5 separate regions of the Mus musculus genome follow, and all the other regions are linked to region 1. A link is a loop called in an ENCODE intact Hi-C map of the cell type or tissue named here. Cell type or tissue: left cerebral cortex. All regions are shown on one strand.

What was found. A loop is a pair of places that touch in the nucleus more often than their neighbours do. Peaks named below come from ENCODE experiments on the same cell type or tissue, not always from the same donor. Only the 100,000 strongest peaks of a DNase experiment are listed, where the experiment ranks them.
Region 2: a loop joins it to region 1, with 8 times the contacts of the local background. A loop is called at or near these places in 3 of 42 quality-filtered maps.
Region 3: a loop joins it to region 1, with 2.1 times the contacts of the local background. A loop is called at or near these places in 4 of 42 quality-filtered maps.
Region 4: it touches region 1 in a loop (2.8-fold over the local background); 2 of 42 quality-filtered maps call a loop at or near these places.
Region 5: a loop joins it to region 1, with 4 times the contacts of the local background. A loop is called at or near these places in 6 of 42 quality-filtered maps.

The regions. Positions count from the first base shown.
Region 1 is chr16:96,998,955-97,003,954 of GRCm38, forward strand. All of the region lies in intron 3 of Dscam (DS cell adhesion molecule), which reads right to left. Among named protein-coding and RNA genes, the nearest start is that of Gm32432, 120 kb to the left of the region's middle. In left cerebral cortex, no CTCF peak of the experiment used is centred here; DNase peaks (open chromatin) are centred at 2,405, 3,393 and 4,113; H3K27ac peaks cover 496 bases.
Region 2 is chr16:97,283,408-97,288,407 of GRCm38, forward strand. No RefSeq gene overlaps it. Among named protein-coding and RNA genes, the nearest start is that of Bace2, 71 kb to the right of the region's middle. In left cerebral cortex, no CTCF peak of the experiment used is centred here; DNase peaks (open chromatin) are centred at 2,817, 3,522 and 4,931; H3K27ac peaks cover 427 bases.
Region 3 is chr16:96,687,813-96,692,812 of GRCm38, forward strand. All of the region lies in intron 16 of Dscam (DS cell adhesion molecule), which reads right to left. Among named protein-coding and RNA genes, the nearest start is that of Gm32509, 29 kb to the right of the region's middle. In left cerebral cortex, no CTCF peak of the experiment used is centred here; DNase peaks (open chromatin) are centred at 2,757 and 3,958; H3K27ac peaks cover 1,135 bases.
Region 4 is chr16:96,908,297-96,913,296 of GRCm38, forward strand. The region is part of intron 3 of Dscam (DS cell adhesion molecule); the gene reads right to left. Gm32432 (a long non-coding RNA gene) reads left to right here. Exons shown (of 2, transcript XR_876307.3): 1 at 1-5,000. Among named protein-coding and RNA genes, the nearest start is that of Gm32432, 28 kb to the left of the region's middle. In left cerebral cortex, no CTCF peak of the experiment used is centred here; a DNase peak (open chromatin) is centred at 2,135.
Region 5 is chr16:97,163,362-97,168,361 of GRCm38, forward strand. The region is part of intron 1 of Dscam (DS cell adhesion molecule); the gene reads right to left. Among named protein-coding and RNA genes, the nearest start is that of Dscam, 4.9 kb to the right of the region's middle. In left cerebral cortex, a CTCF peak has its summit at 2,661 (motif pointing left); DNase peaks (open chromatin) are centred at 425, 1,399, 2,630, 4,072 and 1 more place; H3K4me3 peaks cover 2,171 bases.

The DNA of each region.
Region 1 (5,000 bases):
CTTTAACACACCAGTTGTGGGGTGTGTGTGTGTGGTTATTTTGTATATGTGACAGTCAGAATGTATATGTCTGTAACAGTGCCCAGTCAGTGGCATGAGATGTGTGAGAGATGCAGACACAGGGAGCTAATCATCACCTCTTTCCAGCTCTTTATACTACCACAGGCCTCAAATATAAAATAGACAGTCTTTGCATGTGTCCTTGGCCTAGATCTATCTAAAGAATAAAAGAAACTACTATGTGCACATAGTATTTTAATTTTTGTGTGTGTATGTGGTATGCATGCCTATATGCAGGTGCACTTATGTGTGTTCATGCATATGGAGGCCAGAGGACAGCCTTAATTGCCATCCATCAAGTATCGTCCAGTGGTCTAGAGACCACCAAGTAGAATAGGCTGGCTAGCTCGTGAGTCCCAGGTATCTGCCCATCTTACTGCTGCAGTGCTAGGGTTGGGGTGGAGGTAGGTGATCTCTACTACTGCAGTACTGGGGTTGTGGTAGGGGTAGGTGCTCCTCTGCTGCAGTGCTGGGGAGGGGGACTCCACCCCACAACTGTATGCCATAATACTCTTCTTCCTACCCACCTTTACATTCAGCTTCATGTTCTCTCAGAAGAGAGTCACAAATCTACACCCTAAGTCTGAGTTTGTTCTGCCCAGGAATTTTCTGCACAATTGTACTTTGTCTAATCTAATTTTCTGCTTGACTTAGTAAATTCTTGTTGACTTAATTTGAATATTATGAGTGACTAAATGTTATCTAGTTAAGATGAACCCTCCAGGTAGACAGGCTCAAAAAAAATCACTGTCGGGGAGTAACAAGGCTGGCTGGGTTCTTGTTGTTATTTTGGTTTTGTTTGTATCATTTTATTTATTTTTTCTGTTTCAATGAGAACTTCATATTTTATAGTGTAGCCAGGCTAGCCTGGATCTTGCAATAACCTGCTCTATGAATAGCCAGGGTTACAGGCATGTACTACCATGCTGAGCCTGGGAACAGTGATTTTTAAATAAAATGTAATTCACTCTATTTTTATATAATGAACATTTCTCCATTTTTCACAAGTATGAAGTAAAATATTATATCTCTTAAATTACCCCAATATATAATGAAATTAATTATTTAAAAGAAAGGAAATTAGGTTTGTTTGCATAACTTATTTTCAGTGAGCCCATTGTGTCTTGTTTTCATTAGCACTTTATTAAATTTCTACTTATAATAAGGCTACAAAATAATCAGCTCTAGAAATTCATTTTCCATCATATCTGTAAGTGTTACAAATGTGGCCATGAAGACTTCTATAGTCAACAAATCTTTCTTTATTGTAAGATTAAATTTGAACTGGAAACTATTTTTAAACAGCTCATACGAACAGCTAAATGCCACGAAATTTAATGAGCAAAAAGAAACTGACAGGTTCCTGGACACATACTCCATTAACATGAGGCTAAACCATGAATGAAGGCAAAATTGATAACAAGTAATAATTGACACAGTAATTTAAATTTATCCCCCCAAAGTACCCAAACCAGATAATTTCTCTGTTTAATTCAACTAATCATTGAAAGCAAAGTAATACCAGTTCTACTTAAATTAACACAACTGTGAGTTTTTGCAAATAGATCCCAGAAGGCCAGCACTACCATTGACACACAAATCAGAGAAAAACACAAGAAGACAGAAAGTTGTCAGCCAATATCCTCAATGAACATTGGTGAAAAAAATTCTCAGGAAGTTAGCAAACCAAATCCAATAGCACATTTAAAAATATATTTGCCATGAGCAAACAAGAATTACCCTAGGGGTACAAGGATGGTTTAATAGCTACAAATCGACAAACAACACATCACATTGGCACGATGAACATCTATGATAAAACCTGAATAGATGAGGCACAGAAGAGAATTCAACACAATAGAACAGTGTGTGTGTGTACATGTGTATGCATGTGTGTGCACATATCCATCCATATGTGTGCACATATCCATGCATATGTATGTGCACAGCATGTATGCATGCATGCGTGTGGGAGTGTGTGTGTTTGTGCATGTGTGTGTATGTATGAACAGCTGGCTTTATGTTGAACTGAGAAAATCTTAAGGCTGTCAGCTTCATGTGTAGAACAAAATGAGAATATATGCCTCAGTATTTTTATTCAGCATAATACTAGATGTTCTTCCCAAAGCAATCACTCAAGAGAGAGAAACAGAGGCAGCTGGATTAGAAGAGTACACAAAACTGTCATTGTTTACAGATGATATGGTCTATTTTAGGAAATCTCAAGGGCTACACCACACACTCCTAGATCCAGTAATGAAGTCAGCCAAGATACAGATGCAGAGTTGGCTTGCACAGAAGAGTGGCTTAGATGTGTGAAAAGCACCGATTTCTGAAACAGAAAGTTACCTCTTTTCAACAGCTGAAAAGTACACCAGGAAAGAAACTTAACAAGAGAAGTAAATTGTCACAGCAGCATCTACGAAACACCAACCAAAGAAACCGAAAAAGACACAGAAAGCAGAGAGAGGCTTGATGTTCGAGGATTACAAGGATCATTACTGGAGGAGTACTCAGCTAAATGTAATGTATAGACTTGAGGAAATTCCTACCAAAATGGTAATGGTGATCTACGCACCACTGCAAAGAATAAGGCCAATGTTTACAATGGAGCCACAGAGGAAAATGTAAAAATCCTGAATAGCCAAACACTCTTGATAAAAGAAAATAAAGCAAAATGCTGGAAACAGACATGTAGACCTGTGGAATAGAACAGGGATAATAAGTAAATCTTCAGCCAATTGAGTTCTGACAAAGGCACCAAGAACATACACTAGAGGAAAGATGGTCTACTAAATAAATGTGCAGGAGGAGCTAGCTGTCCATAGGTAGAAGGAGGAAGTCACACAAAGCATTCAAAATGCACTAAGAGAGCAAATGCTTAATAGTAGGGCTTCAAACTATGCCATTTATGAAAACTTAAGAGCCATGCTTTCAGCACATTGGGATGGACAATGATTTGGAACAATAACCCCCCGCCCTCAAAGCATGGCAACCAAAAAAAAATATGCAAGTGGGATTCCATCAAGCTGATAAAAGCCTGAGGATTTTTTTAAAATCATAAATGAGAGTGATTTAAACATTTACAGCCACACAGCTCACAAATTTAAGTCTGTGCTCACACGAAGCCTGCAAATGAATGCCTATAATGTCCTCACCCGCAATCTCTCATAACAAAGAGCCCAACCTTTCTTCTCTTCCTGTGAGAAAATAAACAGTGGTCTATCCAGGCAGGGGAGGATCCCTCAGTAGGTACAGACTTGAGACAGATGCATCCAGGGAGAGAAGCCAGGCCACATGGGCTGCCTCCTGCACACCCAGATATCCTCCTTGCTAAAAGCAACATATGGGATGAAAACCACAGCAGAAGCTGCGAGGGCTGAGCGTGGATGAAAAGGATGCTGTGGGAAGGAGCAGACACCTAGGCATATAACTGAGGCTAATAAATAATGAGCACGCCTGCTACTCAGCTTTACACACACACACACACACACACACACACACACACACACACACACACACAGAGCATCCTGTCAACATTGTCCTGAGTACATATGAGCTCCACCCTCAGATTTAACCAATTAAATGTAGAGTCATGGGAGGCACAGTTTTGAAGGTGAGGAATTCTGGAAGAACCCTTAAAATACACTTAAGCAATTCTAGCAGAATTTGTGAAAACAGCCTTTACAGTGGGGTTAAGAAGCAGACTTTTTTTTTTTTTTTTTTTTTTTTACAGAATAGAGACCCCTTTGTTTCTTAAGATGTTTCCTGAGCACAGTGAACTTATTAGACACTTTGATGTCACAAAAATTGTGATGTGCATATGTACAAATGATCTAAACATGGCAAAAAGCAGCTATAATAAAAAAAAATCAATAAAGCAGCTTTTTTAACAAACACATTCTGCACTGGATCAAAGAGAATGCCGGGCAGCTACATGGTGCAGATCTGACACCCATTAGTTTTCCATTTCAAGGAGACAGCTTGGCAAGAGGAAGGCAAGGCCTGTCTGTAATGTCTGTAATGAGCTTCTCTGGGGCAGATGTAAAGCTGCTTTTCAAACAGAGAATAAATACATACATACAAGCCAGTGTGTGCCTCCTCGTGGAAAACTCACCTTCCAGGCAGGCTTGAGGAAGAGACAGATTCAAACCCCTTCAGCAGGAATCTCCCACCCCAGAATGCACTTCAAATGTAAATGTTTGGTCAGGAGCAAAACCTCCCCTTGGGTATTTTTGTTTTCTTCTGGTTTTAGTTTTTTAAGGCATTATCAAATAAAGGAGGAACTGGCTGCTAATGAGAGCTTCCCTGAACACAGCTCTCCACCCAAGGTATGTGCTAACAAAGAAGCTTCCACAAATATGGGATTTTTTTTAAAAAAGGAGCCTATTGGGGGTTTTATTTCTAACAACCAGTCATTTCAGGGGTTCACACAGATGGACAGACACCCATGCCAAGTTCTCACCCAGAGTTGCCTGGCTCAGTGACACGCCGACATCCCCAATAGCTCTCTGGGAGATCTCACTGAGCTTCAGTTTCCATCTTATTGTCCCGAGAACCAGACCTTCCCAAAGGTTGGGTTAAGAAGAAGCAAAGTGCACCTGAATCCCAGTCCCTCCATCTATGCAGTGACAGCAAGAGATGAACGCAAGGGACTCAGAGACAGTGATTTGCTTTTCTACCTGCCAGACCCAAAAATCCACCCAAAGAGGAATGCCACCAGCCCTAGCAGAGGACAGCTAGACTGAGAAGTTCACGGGACCCTAGGAATGGTACAGGTATGACACTGAGTGGGAGACATGAGACAAGCCACATCTCCAAAGGGTGTCCCCTTTGGAGCCTGGAAAGCGTGAACAGTCAGCATTTCTGTTAAGTCACTTTCAGGTACCTCTCCATCCACCCAGTCTCCACAGCCCTCAGGCTCAGGCCCTCCTCCTGGC
Region 2 (5,000 bases), 280 kb after region 1:
ATTGCAGGGGAGGAAGATTGAGGAGTGGGGCTAATTAAGTCAGAGTGTGGGAGCCTGGGGGAGTCAAGGCTGGATCCAGACCCAGGCCTCCCTAGTGGCCTTGTTCTGGACTGTGAAAGTATAGAACAAAGAAGGTGTGTTCAACCCCACACACAATGCCCATATGTCACCCTCTATCATTATAGCAGGTACATTCAATAGATATCTAGAAGTCTGTGTTTCAATAACTCTTCTAAGTAAATCAAATTCTGCCTTAAATGCAAGAAGGAAGATACAATGCAGAGAAGATTATTTTGAAGACTTGTAAAATACAAATATCAGTTATTATGGCAATCAGGACCACACCACTGATCACAACCACAGATATGATTTGATGACAAAAATTACTGTGTAGTAATAATGACAATAAAATGGGAACCCTCATAAGTGAAGAGATATCCAACACGACATAAATTTTCCTTGTGCTTTCTCACGTGTGCACACGTGTGTGTGTGTGTGTGTGTGTGTGTTATGTGATTTGAGTGTGTATGTGATGGGTATGAGTGTGTGTATGTGTGTGGTGTATGGTTTACATGTGTGTGTATGGTGTGTGTGTATATATGCGTGGTATGTGTATGTGTGTGATATGTGTATGTATGGTATATGGTTTGCATGCATGCATGCATGTGTATGTGTATATATGTCTTTGGTGTGTGTATAGTATATGGTTTGTATGTGCATGTGGTGTGTGTGAGCCTGTGCGTGTGTGTGTGTGTTGTGGAGGTCAGAGGTTGATATCAGATGTCTTCCTTAGTCACTCACTATATTGTATAGTGAGCCAGGATCTCTCACCTGAGCCAAGAGCCTGCTGGTTCTGTTAGTCTAGTTAGTTGGTTTACTTCAGGGATCCCCTGTCTCCGTCTTCCAGGTTCTGGGATTTCAGGGAGCTGTGACACCTTCTTGTGCTGTTGCATGGGTGCTTAGAAACTGAGCTACAAGCAGGAGATCAAGTCAAAGGGAGCCTGGGTAACTAGGAGATGTTGACATCTCACCATGTGTCAGAGTGGAGCAAGCAGACTGTCACTGATGCAGCCTTTCTGGAAAAGCTGGAGGACTTGAACCCCTGAAAGTCAGTGCTGAAGCCCAAAGATGTGTATGCTTCTGGGGGGGGGGGGGAGGCGGGTGCTGTCAGGTATAAGGAGGCCTCTTGCTGTCTGTCAGTGCCCACAGGCTCTGTTGAAACCGAGGTCCCAGATCAAAAAGAGATAAAAGTAGAATGGAAGCCTTTCCCACCCACTTCTCAGCCACATGCAGGTCATATATGCCAGCCTCAGCATGTTCTAGAGCCTACTGATTGGCTGTAGCCATCCATCCACGGTCAGTCGGGGCTCTGTGCCTCCACTTCCCAAGCTGGGACATATTGCTGAGTGGTCATCAGATGGCCAGGAGACCACCAAGGCCTCCATATAGCACCAAACACAATGAGTCTATACCTGCAATGTTTGGACACTGGAAATGACTAAAAAGGAGAATTCCATTCAAAGAGGAGTATTTGTGAAAAATCCACTCACTGTAAACAATCAGCAGATTGTGACTGAAAACTCAGAGGAAGGTGCCCATCATATGTGGTGCTCAGAGGCTGTTGGAACCCTGGATACCAGAGATGCTTGTGAGAAAACTGACACTTGAGAATTCTAAATATAATAATGATTTCTACAAAAACAGAAAAGAAAAAAAGGCAAAGCAAAAGCCATGTACTCAGAATAGAATGTGGGAAGTAATGGAGACTGAGTTGTGCTTGGGCCCACCCTCCAAAGCATAGAGTAACTCTGTCTTGGAATAAGTTGGGCCCAAGCCAGGCAGTGGTGGTGCATTCCTTTAATCCCAGCACTTGGGAGGCAGAGGCAGGCAGATTTCTGAGTTCGAGGCCAGCCTAGTCTACAAAGTGAGTTCCAGGACAGCCAGGGCTATACAGAGAAACCCTGTCTCAGAAATACATACATATATATATATATATATATATATATATATATATATATATATATATATATATATATATACATACATAAATAAGTTGGTCCCTGAAAACAATCAATATTTGACCTAAGGTTTCTAAAGGACCTAAAGATTTTAGGGGAAAACTTAGACAAGTTCTTGTCCTGTAAGCATGAGAACTCCAGTGTGAGCCCCAAAACTCACAAAAAAAGTGCTGGGAGTGTGAGAGGAACACATGGACAATTCTAGCACTGAGGAGGTGGAGACAAGAGGATTTCTGGGTTTCACAGGCCAGGTAATATTTCCTATGTGGTGAGTTTCAGGTCAGTGAAAAACCCTGTCTCAAAACAACAATGTAACCACAGTGCTTGAGGAATGACAGCTAAAGCTGACCTCTGACCTCTACATACATGTGCACTGACCATTTCACATGCACACAAGAAAAAAAAGCAACCTTGTCACATGACATAAATTGTCGATATATACACATGATCATGCTTTGAGAGCCCCCTTCCCACACTCTTGTCTAAACTCATACAAGAACATGACTGCATGGGAGCTTGAAGCCTGGGTGAGAGCCAAGGACATAGCTGGTCCTGGTGCCACCCTTTGTTTCGAACACACTTTATATGTGAGGGGCTGTCACCTCAACATTAGTCATACTTCCCAGTAGGGACTCCACCAGCAGAAATGCTCAATCACTTACGTGCTAACTACAACTACACATCAAGACACAGTATGCTGCCACAACATACCCAGTATAATTGTATCATTCTGATAGCATGATTCACCCCGTTCTTCCCAACAGAAAACAGCTCACCAGCTAATTACTTCACCACCTCCTAGGCAAGAATGCTCACTAGGCCCCCGCCAAGCCTGTAGGCACTCCAGACACAGCTGCTCTGAGCTTCCTCCACAGCCTCCAGGAAAAGTCATGGTGAGTCCGAGGCTCTCCTACTTCAGCAGGGTGAGGAAACGTCTGTGTGCGTATGTGAGAAGCAGAGAAAGGGGGTGCTTTGGGGTCTCGGGCCCCATCCCACCTCCAGGACAACCATCACATCCATCACCCTCACTTTTGACAACCAGAATCTTGAGATGTTGTCAAGAGCATGGGAATTTTAGGTGACGGACATCTAATCTCCCCATGACTTTTCCCGGCAGGCAGAAAAGCCAAGATGGCAGTGAGGCCCTACACACTTAGCCTTTCCATGCAACTGTCTTCAGTCTCTCTGGCCTGGTTCTGGGGTTTCTGCCCCAGGTCACTGGCTCCAGCGTTCTGCTCCACAAACAAAAGTCTCCAGCTTCCACACTTAAAGGCTGTTTTCTTCAAATGTCTCCAAGGGCAAGGCTCTGACTTGATCACTTATTTCAGAACCCTTCCTCCCTGGCCCTCATGTCCAGTACAGCCCTGCCTTCCCCATATTTTCTCCTTCTCCCTGAAGAACACAGAACATGGCATCCCCCACAATTTCTCCGTGTGCTCATGTGTCCTCCCATCTGTTCTCTGTATGCTCTAGGAGGGTGGGTTGCAGCTGCTTCTTCGGCACCTTGGAGAGCATCCAGGGCCCACACAGCATTTGTGCTTGGAGCGAGTTGCTCTCCCAGCTGTGAGTGAGCTCCAGCATCAGGCTCTCTGCTTATCCTTTAATTGTGGGTTACTCCCACTAGACAGAAGTGTGTCTTCCTTCTTGCCCAGAGCCTAAGCATTCTATATGCTTTGGATATGGGAATAGAGGGATGGACAGATGGGTCTATTAGATGGACCTAAATTATGCCTAGGGCTATGCCCTGAGTCAGATGGGGGGAAATTCAGCCATCATTTCAGTGTGCTATATACACACTAACTATGCTGACCACAGACAAATGATAGTTTAAAAAAAAGAAAGAAAGAAAGAAAGAAAGAAAGAAAGAAAGAAAGAAAGAAAGAAAGAAAGGAAGGAAGAAAGAAAGGAAAAGTCCTTGAGTTGGCACATCCCACTTTCTTCTAGGATGTAATTAGCCCTGAAGTTGCTTCCAGTCTGTAAAGCCTTTTATTACTCTGCAATTCTATCTGTCTCCTTCTTCTGCCTTAAACAATAGGTGGAATATCCTGAAGACATTCATAGAGCCTCAAGTCCCACCCTCAAGTCCTAGCCCCACCTGTGCCAGAAAACACAAAGGGCTCAAGTCAAGCCAATTCCCTTATATACCCAACTGTCATACAATGGAAAGTAAATAACAGGCCAACCAACTTTCTCCTGGCCTCGTTCTTAGTTTCCCTCAGACCTCAAGAGGTTCTTAAGAGTCCCAACCCAGCACTCATCCCTGCAGATAATTTAGCTACTATTGCTATATTTATGTCTCAAGTTTCTTGATAATTTAGGGGTCTCCAGCAAAATTTTAGCAATCTTAACTTTCTTTAGCCTAAAAAGACAAAAGGGAGAGAGAAGGAAAGAAGGGGGAAAGAGAGGAGAAGAGGAGGGGAGAAAGAAGAAATAATGGACTAAACTTTATATGTTACTTGAAGAAAAGGAAGGAAAAATAAAGAAAACATCTACAATACTTTAAACGTGGCGAAGAACACTAACAGTCCACACATTTGTATTAGAATTACAGTATTTTCCGTTTAGAGACACGAGACAAGTTAATTGCATAGTTACCACGAAATAAACTACGTGGCAATTACACAGTAACTCCTTTAGAAACTGTAGTAATTACACTGAACTGAGCATTCTAAAATAGAGCCAAGGTACCAAGTTCATACACAATGAGATGCTCAATCTGAGACCAGGCCTTTCTGGGAGAACGCAGTGTAGGCAACAACCTCTGGTGCTGACTTTAAAGATGATGTATTTATAAATATAAACATGTTCCCAGGCAGGGCCCTTAGCACAAGATGTCTTTTCAGCCAATGACAGAGAACTCAGTGAAGGAGTGCCAGGCAAGGAGGAAGTTGACAGCAATGCCTTGTCTGAAGGTGACAATTCTCAAAGAAAAACATGAGCAGTGGAGTTGGAGAGAGAGTGGGGTTTGCTGGCTTAAAATCT
Region 3 (5,000 bases), 310 kb before region 1:
CTAGGCAGGGAAAGAGATTCCAAGGCCCCACTCTTCTCTGAGAAGTTATTGATAGTTGATGGTAGCAGAAGGTAGAGTCACTTTTCTTTAGGATTGCTGCCATTGGTAAGTTCTCCATGTCCTCACTGAGTGACCCCATAGCCCTGTGCATGTTGGCAGTACTAACTGGACTCAGGAGGTTAAAAGTTATACATGAAAGACATGAAATGGAGAGGTAGATATGATGAGCTGGTCCTGGAGGAGCCAGAAGAAAAGTGAGGGGTGAATAGCATATCATCAAGATACATTGTAAAGAAAGGACATGAGGGGTGGTTAATCTCAAGATACATTGTAATGAGAGGAGTGAGTGGATAACGTCAAGATACATTGTATACACATATAAAATAGTGAAAGAAACATGAAAATTAAAATTTATAAAAATTATATTATCTTAAATATCTATATTTCTGTCCTTATTCTGGAATAAAGCATTTGCTGTTCTTATTTTATGCTTTGGCAAAAACATGGTGTAGAATCATTACTTGATTTTTCTTTAGGAGCCTAAGTTGAAAGTCCTGTGTGAGCCTGTGCATGTTTCAATCTGGTTCATTTTTCTCATTTGTTCCCTCCTGTATCCTCCACTTATAGTCTACAGTTCTGTGTTTGATTTTTCTCAGTTGCTATGTTATTCAGATCACAGTCTCCTCTTTGCTTCACGGTTTCTGAGAACAGTGTTCCATTATGTTGATGTTTGACTTTAGTTAAGTGCTCTTCCACATTCATATTATTGCTTTGCAACTTATTTGCAACCACAAATGCTATTTAGCACCTCTGCAAACTAGATTTTCCATTTTTAACCTTATCTGTGGGACTCAAGTCCCTGCAGTAGACTGCCTTATTTTTAAAGCTGCATTTTGATTGGCTATTGATGAGCAGGGATTTTTTTGCTATTACTCTGTTAGAAATGGGTTAGCTTAAGGGGATGCATTTGTGACATCATTCCATCTTCTATGCTTTGGATAAGTTCTATGCTATTGCCTGTATTTCCTTTACTGGTACCTCATGGAATTGCTAGCTATCCTGTAGACAAGGCTGTTAATACTGTCCTAAAAAATGAGGAGCATGTTGCAGGAGGGAAGATCAAGGCCATTGCTACCCTGCCTCTGAAGCATCATGCTCACTGATGGCAAACCAACTGCCCAAACCTCCGTGGTCCCTGCCATGTCTGATGCCACCACTATCACCACTGTCACCTCTACCAGCAGCAACATCATCTCAGCTCTCCTACACAGTCCATCTGAGAAACACCTGCTACACAAAAAATATTCTCCTCCATTCTACTCCCCAAACCCTACTCATTCTGGAGGGTAGTGCCTCAACACCTTTCCTCAGACTTACTCAGCAAGAAGCCCTCTGCATGCATGCTGCTTCATAGGAGCTGGCTGTGAGCCTGAGTACCAGGTCTTCTGGGAACATGGTCACTAACATGTCCTCCTCCTGTTCTGTCCACACCAAGGTTGCAACATGGCAGTCAGCAGGTATGGTGCTGGAGAAGTAGCTAAGAACTACATTCTGATCCCTAGGCTGAGAGAGAGGGAGACAAACACACACACACACACACACACACACACACACACACACACACAGAGAAACAGAGAGATATACAGAAATAGGAAGAGAGAGGTAGAGAGAGAAACAGATAGAGAGAGAGAGGGAGGGAGGGAGGGAGGGAGGGAGAGAGAGAGAGAGAGAGAGAGAGAGAGAGAGAGACTGGGCCTTGCACAGGATACTGACACCTCAAAGCTCACCCCCAGTGGCATACTTCCTTCCACAAAGCCACACCCACTCCAACAAAGCCACACTTCCTAATCCTTCTAAGTAGTGCAACTCCCTGATAACTAAGCATTCAAACATATAAGCCTACGGAGGCCATTCTTATTCAAACCACCACACCACTGGAGAGAAACTTATAGGTTTATGCAAAATCCCACCTGGCAAGCACTCCTCTTAAAACACATAAAAGAGTACTTAATGTGCCTGGGAACAGAACAAGCAAAGTAACTCTATGTCCAAGCTCAGGAGCCCTGCAAGTGAGCCCCTTTGCACCTGGAACCTGGTGTTACACACCCACACCTGTGATTTCATAAGTGAGTAATATCTCTTCTCCTTTTCTAGAATCCCTCTGAAGGAACTGTATACTCTGGGGCAGAGGTCACATTTGCCATTATGCTTGCTTCTTGTGAAAGGTTACTTGTTTACCCTATTTAATTATTCCTTTCCCTCCCTGCCACCCCCAGATCTAGTAATGGTCCTGATTTCCTGACATTCATTTCTCTCATTTGCTGTTCTCTGCAGACCTCCTCCCTATCCCTCTCCACCACCACCCCCCCCCCCCCCCCCCCCCGGCAGCTACCATTCCTTTTGGCCTCTCAATCCCTCTCAACCCCCATATCCTTAAGGGCCTCTCTTTGATCTCCATGACAACACTAGTACCATGTCAATCCATTAGAACGGCTTGCAAGTGACTGCATTTTTATATGCCTCTCTCCAATCTTCTTCATCCTTAAAGAAACAGAGTGACAGCAAAGAGGCCAGGATGTGGAAAGGCCCACAGCTCACTCCATCACCATGGATGCTGGTGACTTCCATGGGCAAGCCTTCCTAATGTCTATTCCATCTCTCTTCCCTCCACAGAAACCTTTACAGAATAGTCTTCTGGGGATGGAGGAATATAAATTAACATTTTCCTTTAGATTCCTGCAAATTCTCTTAAGATGCATGCAGTCCTCTGTCATCATTGGGTGGCAACTGTCTTACTCATTTTCTCCATGTTCCACGTGCACAACTGCTCCACAGTAAAGTGCTTCCTACATAAGCTGTGCATCAGGCTGGGCAAGCATGAGCCAGGTACCTCCTTGACACAAGGCTCTGGGCTCAAGGGACCCTGACAAGGATGTGGACAATACCACCTAGTGTGAGGCTTACACTGCTGAAGGTTAGCCCAGGGCACTGAGAGAGGGAAAGGGGGAAAAGAAAAGTTACCCAAAGAGTCAAGAGGACGGTCGGACAAGAGGTTGTTCACCTGAGCCTAGGGGTGACCCAACAGTGATGTGCAGTGGTACACAGCTGCAGAAAACCCAGGTGATCCAGGATACAAGAGCTCAGAAAGGGAGACTCCACACTGAGGAATTTGTGGGGATTCTGGGTTTCATGATGACAAGAAGATACAACCAGACTTTGGTGTTGGAAACTGACGTCAGATTCCCGGCAAGAGCAGCAAACTCTGCTAAAAAAAAAAATGGAGTCGTCTCTCCAGCCCCTGGCATTCCCCTTTTTATCCTTATTCAAAGGTGAAAATTCGAAGCAAATAGAGGCCAGTGGTGTGCAGCAGGGGTCTCTGGAGTCAGGCTTGCTTCATGTCTGTCGTCTATACCCAAGGAAGGGAAGATTCACAGGGCTAACTATGAGCCTCCCATCTACACCTGGGTAATGGGCAACCTTTAACTGAATTGGGGGGGGGGGGTGTCAGGCATTGACACATGGTGAACAGAAGCTCAAAAAGTTGAGATAAGCCACTCTGTTTCCCCTCTCAGGAATGTGGCTGAAGCTCATCCAGGTACAAATGGCAGTAGCATGGCTTATGTGGGGATCTGCTGACCTGGTGAGACGCTCCCCCCTCCCACACTGTTCTTTTTCAAAGTGAATAGATTGGCCACTGGATTTATTTTTATACAAATAAACTTTCCAACCTGGCAGGGCAAACAAGCACGGCACTATTATTTTATGATGGCAAAAGCTGTCATCTAATATCTAAATATAAAACATCTTTTTTTTTTTTATTCATCTTGAGGCTTTCCGCCTGCTTACGCTCTAAGGCTTGCCAAGAGCTGGAGAGAAAGGACCTTGGTCCTTGAGGCAGGCTGATTTTGTGGCTGAGCTAAGCAAGCTTTCCTGAGGATGGTGGAGGTGTTAAGGCACAGAGTACATTCCAAATGGAGCAGTAAGCGGGGTGGTTCCTGTTTTAGATACACACGTTATCTGCAGTGTGAATCTGTGACCCGGATCTCTCTGTGGAGAACAAAGGTTTTCATGAGAAAAGATAGGTATTGAGCATTTTGATATAAAGCTGGGTGGTGGTAAGGGCTCTATGGGTTTCTATTACAAATACTAATTTCCTCCCGACTGGGGGGGGGCTGAACCCCCAATAGAACCTGCACTTCCTGGTCCACCTGAGGGTCCAGAAAAGTCCATTCTACTCCATGGGAATGAGGAGGGCTTTGAAGCCTGTTTTTCTTGACTTGTTGAAGGGGAAGATGTTAGATCTGCTAATACAAGAAGTCCTGACAGTTCCTTACATATCTGTGAGACACATGTGCATTTTTAATAAAGTGCCCATATCCCCAACCATAACCAGTGGATTAATTCATTAAAGCAAATGCAAATTTGTAATCTTTCATAGCCTAAGGATTAAGTGGATGGCTGAAAACATTAAGTAAAATGTATTTCAAGGCAAATTTTTAATTTCAATTTTTGTAGGAGAGAGGAACGTTGGCCTAGGTTTATAATTTGGAAATAAAATGCTACTAGGTAAACTCTGGACACACGTTTTTCTCTAGCTTCACTGTGTCATGTGACATTTACCCCAGGAGGTTGGAAGGCAGAATAAAGGGAATTCATATTAGTCATGGCTTGTAGGCATGAACTACCTGCATGAGGGTCCCTAGCCTGACACTAGTCCATCAACTTTCAGATTCTGGGCAAGTCTTTCTAGTGTAAGGATTATTCTTCATTCACAATGGCTGTATTCAGTGCCCAACATGACAGTATGGGGGTGGTCATCATGGGGCCAGGAGAGAGCTCCTAACCACAGCTGTCCTGGTGCCCACTGAAGCAAGGGCAGGATGGCCTAAGCCAACTTTCCAGTGTGTCACAGTTTCCTAGTCAGAAGGGCGTTGATGGAGGAGGCAGCCTGATGTTTATTAAACATTTACTATGATGTCACCTGCAATGCTGCAGTTTGC
Region 4 (5,000 bases), 91 kb before region 1:
TGATTATTTATACATTTAGGTTAAAAATGTATTAAAAGGCAGAGGTATGGAAGAGCTGACATACATATATGCTCAAATAAGCACTGATTCCTAATGATTTTGCCTTACTTATCAATTAGCAAATATTTATCTAAAAATTTCTGAAAGGTTTTCCTCTTCCTTTAAATTAACGTTGAATCTATTCACATAGTAAGTAGGAAAACCAGCACCTTTATCAGCCAACCTGTGATAGATAAATGCGGTTTGAGATGTTTAATTATTAATTGCATAAGAATCAATTTATGTATTTAATTAGGATATTTTTATTTGGAAGGGAAAATAAAGCCAGATGGTCAATATGTTTATTTAATAGGTTAACTTTGCTCCATTATTTAATTTTAAAAGGGCCCCAACACATGAATAGTGATGCCTGCTATTTGGATATTCCAAAGGAAGGTGCCTGGAAGGGCTTGTTTCAAGAGATTAGGCCACCAGTTTTCAATGTTAAGAACGAGATTGTGTAGCAAGCCTGTTAAGGAAGGCCTACAGTATGGTGAGATGCTTAGAGGAGAAATGCCATTCAGAGGGATTGTCACTCAACTTATTGTTTTTTTTAAATTTTTTTATTAGGTATTTATTTCATTAACATTTCCAACGCTATCCCAAAAGTCCCCCACACCCTCCCCCACCCACTCCTCCACCCACCCACTCCCACTTCTTGGCCCTGGCGTTCCCCTGTACTGAGGCATATAAAGTTTGCACGACCAATGGGCCTCTCTTTCCACTGATGGCCGACTAGGCTGCCTCACTGATAAGTGAATATTAGCCCAGAAACTTAGAATACCCAAGATATAAGATACAATTTGCGAAACACATGAAACTCAAGAAGAACGAAGACCAAAGTGTGGATACTTTGCCCCTTCTTAGAATTGGGAACAAAACACCCATGGAAGGAGTTACAGAGACAAAGTTTGGAGCTGAGACAAAAGGATGGACCATCTAGAAACTGCCATACCCGGAGATCCATCCCATAGCCCCCAAACACTGACACCATTGCATACACTAGCAATATTTTGCTGAAAGGACCCTGATATCGCTGTCTCTTCTGAGACTATGCTGGGGCCTAGCAAACACAGAAGTAGATGCTCACAGTCAGCTATTGGATGGATCACAGGGCCCCCAGTGGAGGAGCTAGAGAAAGCACCCAAGGAGCTGGGGGTGGGGTGGGGGTCTGCAACCCTATAGGTGGAACAATAATATGAACTAACCAGTACCCCCCGGAGCTTGTGTCTCTAGCTGCATATGTATCAACTTATTGTTTTAATAAATAGTATTATTGACTGTCAGTTACTGTTAACGCTCTTATTGCACCTACTTTGTCAGTTAAACATTATAGGTTAGGTTATAAATATAGGAAGCTGTACAGTATGCACAGGGCTTCTCTAATTCCTTAGCTCTACTAATATAGGAGGCTTCTGGAATGAAAGGGTCTTGAAAACATCCCCTGTAGCATTTCCCCAAAGAGTACAGTGGTTTTTACTGAACTTTGCAGCCAGAGAGGCAGTCCTAATGGATAAAAGATGTTAGATACAGGTCTCCTTTTAAGAGGCCCCATGTCCCACCTTCTAATCTTCAGTAGTTTTCCTACTTGGAAACAAAATCTAAATCCCAACTTGTAAGTTGATGTTTTCAGGGCTAGAGGGATGGTTCTGGTTAAGAGCATTAGCTATTCTTCCAAAGAACGCATATTTGATTCTTAGCCCTACATGGTGTTACACAACTGTCTACAACTCCACTCCCAAGAGATCAGATGCCCTTTTCTGGCCTCCAGATGCATCAGATACATGTGTGGTATATAGGTATACATGTAGGCAAAATAGCCATGCACATGAAACAAAATAAAACATTTCTTCCTGCTTCACCCCCAGAGAGAAAGTTTAGAGAATCTTTGATGGGTAGAGCTTGCTAGATGTGTTTCCATGGCTTGCCCATCATGACTGGGCAGTGTGTGGCTGGGTGGGCTTTCATGGCTCACCCCATCCTGACTGTGCCTCCTGCTCCTAGGGCTGCAGGGAGAGATTGCACACTGGAGACTACAAACCTCTGTGAGTCATATCCTTAGTGGGAGCATCTGCAGTATCTTAGTGCTTGACTCCTTCATAAGTTAAGGAGTTAAATAAAATCTTTGACTAAGAATCTTTGTTCCTTTATTAATTTGGTGCAAGTCACCAAGTACCTCTTAGAGAGAGTCCAGGCAGGCTTTCTTTGTGGCTTTCTGCATGCTGTCATCTCTTGTAGCTGGCTCCTTCCTTGACCAACCAAGCTGGATGCCAAGCAGGAAACACACACCTCTATTCACCCCTCACAGAGCTATGGACATAAGGCCTTCGTGGCTGCTTGACTTTATGAGGCAGAGACAATAGGAAACCTGCTACACACAAGAATGCAGAAAACTAAAATCAAAAGGCAGCTTTCCCAGGTGTCCCCTTTCTGGGGGTCACCAGCACTGGCAGCTGTGTTTTATTCCTAGTGTCAAAACTTCTCTTTTCTGTCTTTCTACTTCGCCATGTCCTTGGAATGACCTTGAAACTTCCTGATGTATCTTTACAGACCTTTTTCAAGACCTTGTTTCTGATATAGAATTTCACAACTAAATGTTGTTCTTGGCCTTGTACCCATCCTGAGCTAATCCACAAAACTGTCCAGATGCCACATCGAAGAAAAAAAAAAACTGCATTTCCTTTCCATCCACTTTCTAAAAACAGGAACCACCACATTCATTTCTTAATTTTAATCGGCACAGAAGGAAAAACAGAGAAAGCTAGCCTTTGTTAGCTCTTACAGAGACTTGTAATAAACAAATGAAATTAGCTGGAGAGATGGCTTGGTGGGTAAATTACTTGCTGTATAAGCAAGGGGATCCTCAGAACTTGCATAAAAGCAGGGCACAGTTCTAAGGGATTTGTAACCTCAGTATTCCAGGAAAGGGAAACAGAGATTGCTAGATTCTAGGGGCTAGTGAGAACCAGGTTGAGGGAAGGACCCTACCTCAAAACTAAAATGTAAAGCAACAGAGGAAGACACCCAGTGTCAGCCTTTGCTTTCCACATGCACACACATGGGGAGCTCACCCACATACCCATATACCACACATACAAAAAACCCAACTTAAAAAATTATATGTAGGCAAATTTAAAGAATTAGCTATGCTGAACAATTGGTGAAATTCAGTATAAACTTTTTATTATTTATATTTATACATTTAACTTTAAAATGTTTTGAACATGTTTATTTAAATATAAAGTATTGAAATTTGAACAGAATTATTGTACATTATATAATATTATGTATCTCTGTAAATATATACAAACACACACACACATGTGCTCAGCTCTCATATGTATATGCAAGGAGCCTATAAAATATCTTTTGAAAATTAACATTAAATTTAATGCTACAATTATTAAATATTTTAAGGTAGAACCTTGCTAAAATCTACTGAATATTTTTATATTGCCTGTATATCAAATTATTTAAGACAACTTATAATTATGTGTCCTGTAAACTCACTGTAGTGAAAATAAAATAAGCCCTGAAGTATGGTGGATGTTGACAAAGCAGATCTTAAGAATACCACTCAGTCCCTAGAGGTCAGTCCTAGATAGCTGGGTGGTCATCTGAAGCCATGCCTAGCCAGTGGATCACACAAATGGAAACCATGCTTCCTCAGTGGAGCACACACCTAAGCCATGCTTAGACTGTGGATCACAACAGTGTGGGCCATCTTGGTATGTCTTAGAATGTGGGGTACAGCCTAGGATGAGTACATTTTCCTGACTCACACTATGCCCTGACCTCTGCGTCTGGCTGGTTCTGCAAATTCAGTGTCAGGTATAAGGCAGTTTGTGGTAATGAACAATACATGAGAAATGAAATGGCTATGGTGACACCATCTTGTCCTAACTCTGCCTTGTTTCTGCCAAGAAATGCTTCAGCCTCTCATCCCCCAACAGCCATATCTACTTCCGCAACAAGGGGCTGTCCCTGACCTGGCTGTTGTCCAGACATATTAACCAAACTAAGTGATGTTTGGGCAAGCTAAAACACCAAACTAAGATAATTGAGAGGAAGTATAAATAAAAAATAATTATTGCTGTGTAGTGTTTGGAAAATACTGCTAAGCTTTGCAAGAAAACAGATGCTACTAGATACCCCAACCCTTCCCTGATGCAGCCCTCCCCTGCCCCCCACTTGAGCACTGGTGTAATTGTGGTTTTTGTCTTTTAAAATGCTGTACCTCTGAGCTTGGGCACCAAGAATCTGAGGCATAAGCCTGCTCTTGGTTGTGGGCTAATAAAAGGACTCATATATGTTTAATTGGTCTAATTAATGTGGGTATCAAGAACAACCTCCTGTGGCTCACTTCAGTAAACAAAAGAAGGAGGAAGGAAAAGAGAGGAGGAGAGAAAAGAGGAAAGGGGAGATGGCTGGAAATACATGACCTTCAGCATTGGCCCTGGAGGCCTTTCCTCTTGATAGTCTCAGCTTATACTCTCAGCTTCATGCATTAGCCTGGAAGACCATCAGGTCTAGCCTTCTGACCCACAATACAGCAGTGCTTTGCATTGAAATGGCTTTTTAGGGCATGACGTAAACTAATTCTAGAAGGCGCACCGAACATCCCTCCAATTTCTGAGGTGACCTGAACTGCGTTTCTGCAGTCATTCATCATCAGGCAGAGTTGAAATGAGCCTCATCGGAGTGGACGTTTGTAGGGCATCAGCACCCAAGAAGGCTCCTCTGAGCTAGAACTGATTCATGGCTCCTTGGAGGATGCCTTTCTGTTACTGTCAACCTGCCTCGGGCTTAGGAGCACTGGACTGGACATAAGCAATTGTCTCCTAGCAGGCTGGGAGCTCAGGGTAAGCAAAGAAAAACCAGCCACAAAGCTGAGAAAATTGGTAAGTTTAAATAGAAAATCTTCAAATAGGATCTGTTCTCTCTCTCTCTCTCTCTCTCTC
Region 5 (5,000 bases), 160 kb after region 1:
ATTTAATAACAGGTTAGCAAAGAGGACCCTGTGACAATAATGAGATCCTCAGTGTAAACCCTTCTCTCTCTCTCTCTCTCTCTCTCTCTCTCTCTCTCTCTCTCTCTCTCTCTCTCTCTCTCTCTCTGTAATTGCTGTTCTCTGAAAGCTTGCGTTGATTCCATCCCCATGGTGTTCTGCCGTGGAGTCTCTAGGGGAGACCATGCTTATTGTGGCATAAATATTAGTGGCAGCACCACAGAGACCATGTCCTCCCTGAGCCTCCAAGCTCCAGCTCAGACTCACTTGAGTTTGTTCTCAAGCCTAGGGAGGATGTAACAGGGATTGAACTGCCAGAATATTCCATAGAGCCAGGCACAGGTTCTGAATATTTCCATAAGGGTGATTCGCTTTGTCTCTTTGACAATGTTCAGTATGGAGCCAGGAACACAGGGGAGTTTAGAGTGGAAGCAACCCTTCAGTTTCTATATCTTTCGGGTTCTTTGCCCCTGCATTTCAAACTGGCTTTCTATAAATAGGACTGCTTGCTCACTCTTAAATCTTACTCACTGTCTTCTGAAGGAAAAAAAAAAAACTTAAATAGGGATATAGGCAAGATTAATCAATCCCTGTTACTCCATCTCCCTCTGTCACCTCTTATCTCATCAGACACCTATTCAGCTGGGTCCATCCTTTCTCTATTAAGTGGACATAAGTAAATATGTAAATATTTACATATTTACATAATCTAAGAGAGTTAATCACCCATGTTGATCAACACAGAATAAATTGCTGATCTCCAAAAATCAAAAGAAGTAGACTATAATCTTTACAACATTAGATCCTTGTATGTAACACTGGTATTTTTAACAACGATTAAAATATAATCTTTCCATGTTATTCTGATGAAATACCAAGTATATATTCAACTCTGCTGCAAACTAAGATATCGACAAGAGACCTGCAGCCATTTGAGACTTACGAAAATAGGAGCAAGACTTTATAGACATGATTAAGGCTTTAAAACTAAAAGGCTGGAGGTTTATTTATTTATTTATTTTTATTCTCAGGAGTTGTTGGGAAGCTTGAATGTCAGATTTGGAGAATTTAAATCTTGTCAATGGAGAACAAGGGTTCCCAGGCCTAGATAAAATCACTGGTTGAGACACCAGCCCCACTGCATCCCAAGAAGGGTACCTGGGGATATCAGAGCAGGCTGTGTCTCCAAGAGAAAGTCCCAGCACATTCCATATGTGAGCGAGTCACTTTTGTAAGACAGTACACCCCACAGTCATCTGTAAAGCACAAACGCTTCTCCAGCCAGAGGCCAGCTGCCTGTCAGAAAGCAGAGGCAGGCTGAGGGAAGCTGCCAGCTGCTCACCCATCCTTTTTATGCAGCTGAGGCAGAGGTTGGAGGGAAGAGAGCAAACTGGGTGAAGAACCCAGGGTGGGAAGGAAGCTAGAAAGAAGCCTTTGAGTGGAGAGAGGAGGAAAGGCTTGAATGGGGTGGAAGGCTATGACTCACTTTCCTCTCTCACTCATTTATCTCCACCCGGACTTGCACTCTGTTTCATACAAAGAACACACTTGGTCACAGTAGACATTTCAGCCCATGCATGGTAGCATCTATTGAGACTGAATCACTTCTCAGGTAACCCTCAAATTGACAAGCTATAGATTTCCCTGAAGCCATCAGAGCACAAGGTTTTAGGAAGGATAATGGAGGCTGAACCTGGCCCTCTGAGCATCTGGGCAGAAGCTGTCTGGCCTTTGAACTAACTCAGGGATCTGCCCTTCCCATTGGCTCTTCATTCCTGCAGCCCAGGTGGAGAGCTTGCTGCCTGCAGAAGGCACTCTGATGCTCCCCTCAGAATTCATAGCAGCATCATACACCACAGGGCTGCCGGAATCTTCATTCTCGCCAAGCGTATAGCAAAGGAAATACAACTTTGAATTAGCTTAGGTTTTCAAAACATTAAGGAACGTGAATATAGTTGAGGTGTTGGGGGGGGGGGGGCAGACAGAGGTGAGCTGAGAATTTCTGCACCTAGATCCTCAGAATATGAAGAGTTAAAGCTGACCCAGAGGAACAGGTGCTGCCCGATTTGCCTGGTGTGGGTGTGGGGCGCGGCTCCAGACCCCCAGAGCCTTGCAGCCACAGCTGCAGGAGATTGACGGACTGCGGACAAGCAGCACGCCAGCATAGCCCCTGTCACCAGCAGCAGAGGAGAGGCCCCGCGGCTCCTGGAATGACATTGGAAGGTCAGCCAATCAGGCAAGGAGCTGCCCCCTCCAAGATGCACGCACCACCCCTGGGCTCTCTGGGCAGTGTGCAAGGGAGGAACCAATGCACCTCTCTGTGGACTATGGACTCCCGACACCACCCTTCCCTCTGTGCATCTTCCGGGATTGGAGACATTGCTGCAAGCTGCGTCCTTCTTTGTATAAATGAAAACAAAGGCTGCAGACCATCTCTGACCTGCCAAACCCTGAACATAATCGCTATGTGTAAAACTCCACCTCCAGAGCTATAGAGTCTGGGCGCAATGAACTTGAGGGACACTGGGGAGGCGGCGTCTCAGGAAAGCCCTATACAAGTGTGTGGAGCGTCCTCGGAGGCAGAGGTTTGCCTGCTCTGTTGAGAGCTTGCTGCATGAGTCTGGCGAGGTTTGCCGCCCACTAGTGTCCTATGGCGGGGACACAATTGGCATGCAGGTAGCAGCAGCTCCGTGTCTCCCAGGCTCACAGTGCCTGCCACCTAGGTCCAGCATGCACCTGAGTGCCATGGCCAAGAAAATGTATATCATATGCCTGGGTAGCCCCAGGGCACCTACCTAGCTTAGGTGAGCCTCACTAAAAAGCCAGATAAATGGGAGGGTTCATTCTAAAACGCCCCGAATGTCCAGCCTATTGCCATGTTAATTATGCTTAACCACATTCACAATCAAGACTTTGTAAATACAGGAAATGGGGAAAGCCATTACTTTATTTTAAAACAACAAAAGACATACATACACTCCCATTTCCCACAGTGCTCATAGATCTTAAGACAGCCCCTCCCCCTTGACATCAAGTTCCTATGGCACTGAGCTGACTCCTGCTGAGCCTTAGTCACCTTCCTTGTTTTCTCCAGACACATCCATGATAAAATATTTTGTCACCTATGTGGACATTCAGGCCTCAGGGATTTAAATGGGAAGATTTTATTTATTTATTTATTTATTTAGGCAAAAATTGCATCCCCCCCCCCCCCAGTAACACACTGTATGCATGGTGCAGAATATGCCCTGTGACTTGCTGAGTATCCCAGACAGCAGGAAACCTTTGGTGACACCCAAGTGGCAAGGAGGGTAGTGAAGGAGAGGAGGCAGATTGGCTGGCATTTATTAAAGGTCTGCCTGGCATTTTGTTTGCCTACAGAAGGCATCTTATAGGGGCATGCAGCTTCTGTGCAAAGCCTAGAAATTTTAGATGAACTCTGAAATTATCAGAAATAATCTCCATTCTCTATAAATATAAGGGAGAGAGATTTTTTTTTTGCTGATATATTTCTAAGGAAAATAAAATTTAAAATACTACTTTAAAGTCTTCAAGATGCACCAGTATTTATTAAAAAACAAAAACAAAAAACCAAAAAACCCTGCTTCTGTGACTGAATAAAATACCGGGTGTCAGGTCTGTAATGCCCTATCATGTGATCTGCAGAGTCCCAAAGGTGCTGCACACCCAGCTTGTCCTTGATAATCTCTCCACCGTCACTCCACCCTCTTCTACTACAGCTAATGAGCCTCCGGGAGCCTGAGAGCACAATGCAGTGAAGCTCAAGATTTCATGGCCAAAGAAAAGTCAATGTCAAAGGTGTGTGTAGAGCAGCGCCAGGATGCAGCCATCACACAGACCATATAAACCTGCAACCTGTCCCCCATTCTGCCTGTTAGGAGGCCATCTCTGCTTTTGTCAGGAGTGTTACACTAGAAAGGACTCACTGGGGTTAAAAATCAAGAGACCCTGTACAGAGAACTGCTGCAGCTGGGTGTGCATGCCGAGTACACAGGCAGCCGCGTGTGTCTGCACACACGTGTGCCTCTGAAGCTGTCCTGGGAATATTCCCAGGGTGTCAGGGGTAGCATCAGCTACCTCACAGGCTCTCTGCACCTTCTCAGGTGAGGTCACTCACAAGCTTTTAACCCATGCAGGCACTGCTCTCTTGCTTCTGGTCTTTGCCCCAAATACCCTCTGCAGCCTGCCCAGCAAGGGTGCTTTAAGAAGCAAACATGCCCCTCATTACTTGCTTTCTACTGTTCAGATGAAGACAGACTGTCTGAAACACAGACTGGACATTTCTGCTTCTTACCCAAATATCCAATTGCATAATATTTTACAGATGAAAAAGAAAATATGGCTATAATGGGCATTTTAGTGTTTGAGGCCTAGCAACCAGTGTGGTTCTTACCACACATTTGGGTACTTTTTCCAAAATGAACATAGGCCAAAATATTGCAATTGCCGACCAAAAATTTAAAAAAGACTCCATTCATATTAGATAGGTAGTATTTAGTTTCATATTTTTGAAATATATTCTGGCCAAAGGCAGCATTTTAAATCAGGTTCATATGTGTGTGTGTGTATATGTATGTATGTATGTATATATATATATATACATATATATATATATATACTAATATTTTGCATAGTATGTCTTAAACACCATCCTTGGAAAATCCAAAAATCTGTGTACACACACACACACACACACACACACACACCAATGTAAAAGCCCAAACCTCTGGAGTCAGGCTTTTTTTCCATGCTTGCTCATATAGAGGAAGGGCCATTTTTACATAAGGCGGCTCCCTGGCCTTCAGCTGATGGGGTCAGAGCAACTTGCCTATGCATTTTACTGCAACAATAACTGATTCTCTCAACAGATGTTAAAAGTCTTGCAAATAATTCTTGCATGACTTTACCCAGGTGCACATGAGCAATCTTTGCATATATTTTCCATGTGGTAGATTTCACTC